2 separate regions of the Homo sapiens genome follow, and region 1 is linked to region 2. A link is a loop called in an ENCODE intact Hi-C map of the cell type or tissue named here. Cell type or tissue: A673. All regions are shown on one strand. Each heading gives the region's core, and the rest is flanking DNA. Links, peaks and the distances in the headings are about the cores only.

Region 1 (2,500 bases), core at 1-2,500, 870 kb before region 2:
GCATTTCATACCCCATTCTAGAACTACAGAATTAGTAGCTAATTCATTTTGACAAGATCCAAAGTAATTCATGTATGCATTAAAGCCTGTGGAGCACTAGCCCAGCACACTTAATTTTTTTAAATTTTTTTAAATTATACTGTAAGTTCTGGGTTACATGTGCAGAACGTACAGGTTTGTAACATAAGTATACACGTACCATGGTGGTTTGCTGCACCTATCAACCCGTGACCTACATTAGGTATTTCTCCTAATGTTATCCCTCCCCTAGCCCCCCAGCCTCCACAGGCCATGGTGTGTGATGTTCCCCTCCCTGTGTCCATGTGTTCTCATTGTTCAACTCCCACTTATGAGTGAGAACATGTGGTGTTTGGTTTTCTATTCTTGAGTTAGTTTGCTGAGAATGATGGTTTCCAGCCATCCATGTCCCTGCAAAGGACATGAACTCATCCTTTTTTATGGCTGCATAGTATTCCATGGTGTATATGTGCCATGTTTTCTTAATCCAGTCTATCACTGATGGACATTTGCGTTGGTTTCAAGTCTTTGCTATTATGAATAGTTAGCCCAGCACACTTTAGATCCTCAATAAATTCTAGATGACAGCATAATATTAGAATAGGTAGAAGGTGACCATTGGATGAACATATAGACAGAGCTACAGGAAAAAGTCAAGGATGATAACTGAGTTTTGGGGCTTATAGCTTACGCAATTAGGAAGGTGGTGAAGCAACTCAACGAGATAGGAAACCCAAGTTTATATCTTGGGTTTAGATGAAAATTTAATTTTTTCAAAGGTGAAAATTTAGTTTTGGATATTTTGGATGTGCGTATCCTGTGAACAGTCAGTAGCTAATTAAATATGGAAACCTGAAATTCAAAGGGAGATCAAGATTAGGCATATAAATCTTCTATAAATATAAATGGAACCATTCAGAGACTTACACTTTAATAGATCTCCCAATTATACCGTGACCAGATGCAGACAAACTGGAGCATTCACAAAAACATTTCTGTTTCAATGTTGAACTAATGGAAAGTGGCTTTAGCTATTTCTCATTTACTTAATTTTGCCCCAGTCAGACGTGCCTCATGATTTAGAAGGAGTACAAACTTCCTGCTACTTATTACCCAAGATGTTTAATCCTTTTAACCTACAGTTCATATTATTAGTCAATATTGGCTGATACTAATTACGTGTTGTGGTTATTATTAACTGCTTATACTAAGAGGGAGACCAATCTGCTAAAGGCTTTCTTTCTAAAATTTCTGCCTTAGCTATGTATACATTATATAATCTTGGCAGGCAATCAGAAGAAATATTTAGGGGGCATTTTTTTCAGCTTCACTGAAGCATTTAACTTAATTGATTACACTTGGCTTTTACAGACAATGAGGACTCCCTGGTTGTAAATTGCTCAGATGACTATTCTCAATGGATGATGATATAATTAAACAGTAATTTCTGTTTCAAATGATAACATACACAAACAATGGGCAGCTTCCATTTGCTTGGGGATAAAATAATTTAGAAAAATTACAGACTATCACTATTTAAAAGCAGCAAATGTAAAAGAGGAGACTAATGGTTTTCTGGTGAGTTTTTTCACTATTAAATCAGAGAATTCTCTAAAAAGATAATGCTAGCTGTATTGAAGGCAAACTAGTGTGTTTATTGACTTCTGTGAGCACCTGTAAGAGGTTCACTTTGCAAGGGTATATCAAACACGGTGCACTTTTTCATAACTTTGCTTTAGTATTCCACTTCTCAGAATCTCTCTCAAATAAATACTTTAAAATAATTCCCAAAAAAACCACACAACTATCTTCAACTGGTTATTTTGCCATTATAAATGAATTTAAAAAAATTATTTTAACTGTCTCTTCTCTCTCAGAAGTGTGACCAGATTTTGGGATCTTTCTTCTGGGATTCCTCACATAAGGGAGAGCAAGTTGAATAAAGAGAAATATCCAGGCTTTTGGAGAAAACAGGCAACAGGATGCTATTGAAGTTGGCCATTCAACAGTTGCTTCAGGAAAGTGGAGGCCCTGTGCTTTCAAAACACTAAGACAGAGATAGGAGTAAGTGAAGTGTTCGCATGTTATGGGAGACCCAGACTGAAGTTAACACAGAATGACTGGGGGCCACTGGAGGGGCACATCCCGCCCGTCAGGATTCCTGAGGCCACGGGCTATGCTACTGTGATGCTCTGAGTCCCAGAGCCCATCCTCAGCTTCCCAGATTACTTATCTCCAGGGCTCTTAAAAATTCCCAAGGAAGGCCACACCCTCCCTGTGTCCCTTAAAAAATGATTAGAATTGTTAAAAAATCTTCAATATCTAGTGGTGATGGTGAGGCGGTGGGGCCTATTAAAGAAACCATCATGACTTGGCTTGCTGCTTAATATCTTCCATCTATTAAACATATTTGATCAAATTCTCCCAAATATTCATTTGAAACAACACGACTAATATATCAGGTTCTCTTAAGTGTTTGAAA
Region 2 (5,821 bases), core at 1,772-4,271:
AAGTGGGAAGCCTGAGCCGATGTTGCAGTGTTTAGCCTAAAATATTCTAGCTAGACACCCTAAGCATATTGCTTATATTTTATAAAATGAATTTGGTACAAATTCTTAAATATCTAAATTAAATATCTCAAAGTAAAATTTTGGGGATTATTTAGACAATCCTCTGGCTAATTTCAAGTGCTTTTATGTTGTTGATAAGAACAAAAAGCTTCCTTTTCTCTATGTCCCAAATTAAGACTGAAATTCATAAGCCCCCAAAAGCAATTTGTTGTCATTTTTCATAAGACTTACATAATATTAAAATATGCACCTATCTTCAGTAGCTATTATCCAAAAAGTATATAAATAAAGACAAAGTTAGAGGCAAAAGTTACTATCAAGCTGTAGTAATCCAGACAGTGTGGTAAAAATAAGGATCCACAGATGAATGGAATAGAATAAAGAACGTAGATATACACTTGCACTTACATAGACATTTGCTTTTTAACAAAGCCAATGAGGAAAGAAAAGTCCCTTGGAATACTAAATATCCATATTTTAACAAAACCCCTTGACTCACACCTCATACTATACAGAAAAATCAATTTTGGATCATAGACCTAAACATAAAAGCTAAAACCATAAAACCTTTAAAGGGAAATAGAATATTTTTATGACTTGGGGATAAGCAAAGGTACCATCAGGTACAGAAAGTAAAATCATTTAAGAAAAAATTGATAAATTATATTTCTTCAAAATTAAAAGTTTCTGCTAATTAAAATGAACATTAAGAAATAAGCTAAGACTGGAAGAAATATTCACAAAGAAATATTCACAAATAAAGCTAAGACTGGAAGAAATATTCACACCTGACAAAGGACGGGTATGCAGAATACATAGAGTACTCCTACAACTCAGCAATAGAAAGTCAAATAACCTAATTAAAACTGGGCAAAGTATTTGAATAGACAATTTATAAAAAAAGAAGTACAAATTGCCAATAAAATCATTAAAGAGTATACGATGTCAACTGTCACTATGGAAATACATATTAAAACCAGGAGACAAGACACTACCACCAGAATGACTATAATTTAGAAAGATAAACATTACCAAATGCTAGTGATGTTATAGAAAAACTGGACCTCTCATACATTTTTTGTAAGGATTGTATAATGCCACAACTAAATGCTAAATGCTAAAACTAAAGATATCCCTACACTATGGCCCAGCATTTTCACTAATAAGCATCTACTAAAGGGAAATAAAAGCATATATTCACAAAAAGACATATCCAAGAATATTCATAGCAGCTTTGTTCAGAAAAGCCTCAAAAAGGAAATAGCTCACATGTTCAGTTAGAGATTGGATAAACAAACTATGGCATATATAGTGAAATACTCCTCTATAATACAAATAAATGAATTATACATTGCATTCAACATGAAGGCTTAGTGAAAGAAGATTTAAACAAAAGGGTACATACTTTGTGACTCCACTTATAAGAAAGCCTAGAACAAACAAAACCAATCTGCAGTGGAAAAAAAAATAACATTGGTTGCCTCTGGAGAGTTGTTGGGGTAGGAATTTACTGTGAAGGTTATGAGAACTTTCTTACAGGAAGGTCACGTTCTATATCGTGATATGGGTTTGACTGTGTACAGATGTATGTATTTGTCAAAACTCAGTGAATATACACTTAAGAGTTGTACATTGTAGTATATGTACATTTCACATAAACACACACAAATATTGAACTCTAAAGTGCTTACATAAATAAAAGAGATTTAATGGATGGGGGATGGATTGATGGATGGATATGATAAAGCAAGTATACTAAACTGTTAATAGTAGGACCTTGTGGAAGATATACAGGTACTCATTTAAAATTCTTTCAATTTTGCTTTATGTTTGAAAATTTTTATAATGTTCAAAGAAAAATATCAAAAACAACAACAGAAATTAGTTTGTTCATGTTTCAGATAAAATGACATTTTACTGACAGAGACTGCCAGAATATTATTTTGGTTTGACATTACTAAGTAGTTTGTCTACTTATGCCAGAGTTGGAATGATTAATTAAAATACCCTTAACATACATAATAATGTGGTTTGAAACATTTATGAAACAATAATCTCAAAACTGAGGAATATGCTAATATTCACACTGAAAACTGAGGAATATGCTAATACTCACAACTTGACATGTAATTTGAATGTCTATATGTTTTAAAAATCTAGAATTTTGAGAAATTTGGATTTTTAATCCATATTAATCTGTATGAAGTTAACTCCCAACTATAACAAATTTAGCATATCAATAATTAACTTCTCAACATACATACAGTACAATAAATACTATAAATATATAACAGTCTTGAATAACTAAGCAATAGGTAACATTTTCAACACTAAGTAAACTTGAATAATAAAATGTTTTAGGGGCTGCATAGAGCTATGTATATGGATAAACAGATGCCTTTTATTCTAACACAAATTTGCTCTGAGGGATAGGCTTATTTTTATTGACAAGTTATCAATTTTCTCAGGATTTTAATAAAATCTTCATTTTTACAATATTTTTTCATTTTATTTACTTTTTATTTAAAACAAAATAGATTCCTAAGCAAATTAACACAAGATTTTTTTCCACTTTAGAGTACCTACTTTAAATTGTTTAATTTTAATTTTATTTAAATGTGTTCATTGGATCACATTTTACTAGAAACTAATTTGTTAAGGCCCAGATAACATGTGATAATACTGCAAAACTAATTTATTTTTCTTCATCCTCCCTTCTTACCCATTGATTTTTTTTTTCTTTTAAAATTAAGAAAGAATCAGAGTACTTTATCTGTCCTCTTCTTGTTCAAAACCCAAATGCTGCTGCGGATCATTTTGAAGGAAGGAAGCTTATAATAGCACCTTAAAGTAGAAAGTGGAAATTTGGTGACATCTTGTGGCCAAGGCTTTTCTCAGAGTGTTTCATGTCTATGTCTTAGAATTGGCTTTGTAGTAATGCAATTCCAACTGGTAAACTTACGCTTCTGAGGGTACTTGGAGACTTTCTGGAAAATTTGGCTGATCTAAAGAGTGTTAAGGCAATCAGTTTTCTGATCCTCAATGTCCTTTGCATTTTCCCCAACGAACTTGGTTTACGTGCTATACCATGTTTCCAGCCTTATTTCTTTTTTCTTTTCTCTTTTTTCTTTTCTTTTCTCTTCTCTTCTCTTCTCTCTTTCTTTTTTCTTTCTTTCTTTCTTTCCTTTCTTTTTTTTTCACAATTGCTGTTCTTCCATTTTACAAAATAAACACCTACTTCTCATCCCTTCTGAGTCTCACTATAGTGCATTGCCCTGTGGTATTAAAAACCTCTGGATGCTAGTCAAAGAGAATTTTCAATTATTAGTGTTTGTAAAGAGAAAGGAAATCACTATAATGATTGTTCAACAAAAGTTTTGTTAAGTCAAGTGGTTGCTAAACTATCTTTTAAATTATTTGATTCTAACAAAATTAAAGAAAAACTATGCTTTGGGAGGTCAAGGTGGGAGGATATCTCGAGCCCAGGAGTTCAGGACGAGCCTAGGTAACATAGCAAGATCCCATCTCTTAAAAAAAAAAAAAAAAAAAAAAAAGGAAAAAAAAGAAAAAAGAAAAAAATTAGCAAGGCCCGGAACACCTGACTGTAGTCCCAGGTACCTGGAGAGCTGAGGTGAGAGGATGACTTGAGCCTAGAGGCCAAGGCTGCAATGAGCTGTGATTATACCACTCTACTCCAGGATGAGCAACAGAAGCTGTGTCTCAAAACAAACAAACAAACAAATTGAAATAAGTTTTCATCTGATGCTCTGCTTACTAAAAGTAAATCTTGACAATAAATTACTATCTGATTATTTTCCTTTTGATCTAAAATTTGCATACATTAAAATGGACAAGTAAATTAGGAATGCATTTAAATTTGGATGATATTGTAATTTTGTCTCTACTTATAACCATAATTTGGGTATAAATCATGCTTACACCCAAAACCAACAACAACAAAAAATTGGAATGGAATTGATAACAAACCCTGACTTAGTCAAGCAGTAAGAATATTAATTCATCTCAGTAAATTATGGATTTCCAGTAAAATATGTGAACTAGTTAGGTTGTTTTGATCAATTATATGACAGTAACAATTGTAATAATTCAATCTGGAAGACATTTTTTACCACAAAATATTGTGGGGAAGTTTCTAAAACTTATGATCACATTGTTGTTGCTTAGAAATATTGTACAATGATCAATAAGTCTTTTAAAAGCACAAAATGGTGAGGTCACTTCCAAGATGGCCAAATAGGAACAGCTCCAGTCTGTAGCTCCCGGTGAGATCAACACAGAAGATGGGTGATTTCTGCATTTCCAACTGAGGTACCTGGTTCATCTCATTGGGACTGGTTGGACAGTGGGTGCAGCCCACGGAAGGTGAGCCGAAGCAGAGCGGGGCATCGTCTCACCTGGGAAGCGCAGAGGGTCAGGGAATTTTCCTTTCCTAGCCAAGGGAAGCCATGACAGACTGTACCTGGAGGAAAGGTACACTCTTGCCCAAATACTGCACTTTTCCCAGTCTTAGCAACCAGCAGGCCAGGAGATTTCCTCCCATGCCTGGTTCGGCAGGTCCCACGCCCAAAGAGCCTTGCTTACTGATAGCACAGCAGTCTGAGATTGGCCAGCAAGGCTGCAGGCTGGAGTGGGGAGGGGCATCTGCCATTGCTGAGGCTTGAGTAGGTAAACAAAGTGGCCGGGAAGCTCAAACTGGGCAGAGCCCACCACAGCTTAGCAAGGCCTACTGCCTCTCTAGACTCCACCTCTGTGGGCAGGGCATAGCTGAACAAAAGGCAGCAGACAACTTCTGCAAACTTAAATGTCCCTGTCTGATAGCTCTGAAGAGAGCAGTGGTTCTCCCAGCATGGCGTTCGAGCTCTGAGAATGGACAGACTGCCTCCTCAAGTGGGTTCCTGACCCCAGTGTAGCCGGACTGGGAGACACCTCCCAGTAGGGGCCGACAGACACCTCATACAGGCAGGTGCCCCTCTGGAACGAAGCTTCCAGAGGAAGGATCAGGCAGCAATATTTGCTGTTCTGCAATATTTGCTGTTCTGCTGCCTCCACTGGTAATACCCAGGCAAACAGCGTCTGGAGTGGACCTCCAGCAAATTTCAACAGAACTGCAGCTGAGGAGCCTGTTAGAAGGAAAACTAAAAAACAAAGGAATAGCATCAACATCAACAAAAAGGACAACCACATCAAAACCCCATATGTAGGTCACCAACATCAAAGATCAAAGGTAGATAAAACCACAAAGATGGGGGAAACCAGAGCAGAAAAGCTGAAAATTCCAAAAACCAGAGCACCTCTTCTCCTCCAAAGGATTGCAGCTCCTTGCCAGCAATGGAACAAAACTGGATGGAGAATGAGTTTCACAATTTGACAGAAGTAGGCTTCAGAAGGTTGGTAATAACAAAGTTCTCCGAGCTAAAGGAGCATGTTCTGACCCATCACAAGGAAGCTAAAAACCTTGAAAAAAAAGGTTAGACAAATGGCTAACTAGAATAACCAGTGTAGAGAAGACCTTAAATGACCTGACAGAGCTGAAAACCACAGCACAAGAACTTCGTGATGCATGCACAAGCTTCAATAGCCAATTTGATCAAGTGGAACAAAAGATATCAGTGATTGAAGATCAAATTAATGAAATAAAGCAAGAAGACAAGATTAGAGAAAAAAGAGTGAAAAGAAACAAACGAAGCCTCCAAGAAATATGGGACTATGTGAAAAGATCAAATCTACGTTTGATTGGTGT

What was found. Peaks named below come from ENCODE experiments on the same cell type or tissue, not always from the same donor. Only the 100,000 strongest peaks of a DNase experiment are listed, where the experiment ranks them.
Region 1: it touches region 2 in a loop (5-fold over the local background); 15 of 110 quality-filtered maps call a loop at or near these places.

Annotation. Positions count from the first base shown.
Region 1 is chr3:87,304,752-87,307,251 of GRCh38, forward strand. No RefSeq gene overlaps it. Among named protein-coding and RNA genes, the nearest start is that of POU1F1, 29 kb to the left of the region's middle. In A673, for the core only: no CTCF peak of the experiment used is centred there; a DNase peak (open chromatin) is centred at 1,200.
Region 2 is chr3:88,177,654-88,183,474 of GRCh38, forward strand. No RefSeq gene overlaps it. Among named protein-coding and RNA genes, the nearest start is that of C3orf38, 31 kb to the left of the region's middle. In A673, for the core only: a CTCF peak has its summit at 2,947 (motif pointing left); a DNase peak (open chromatin) is centred at 2,908.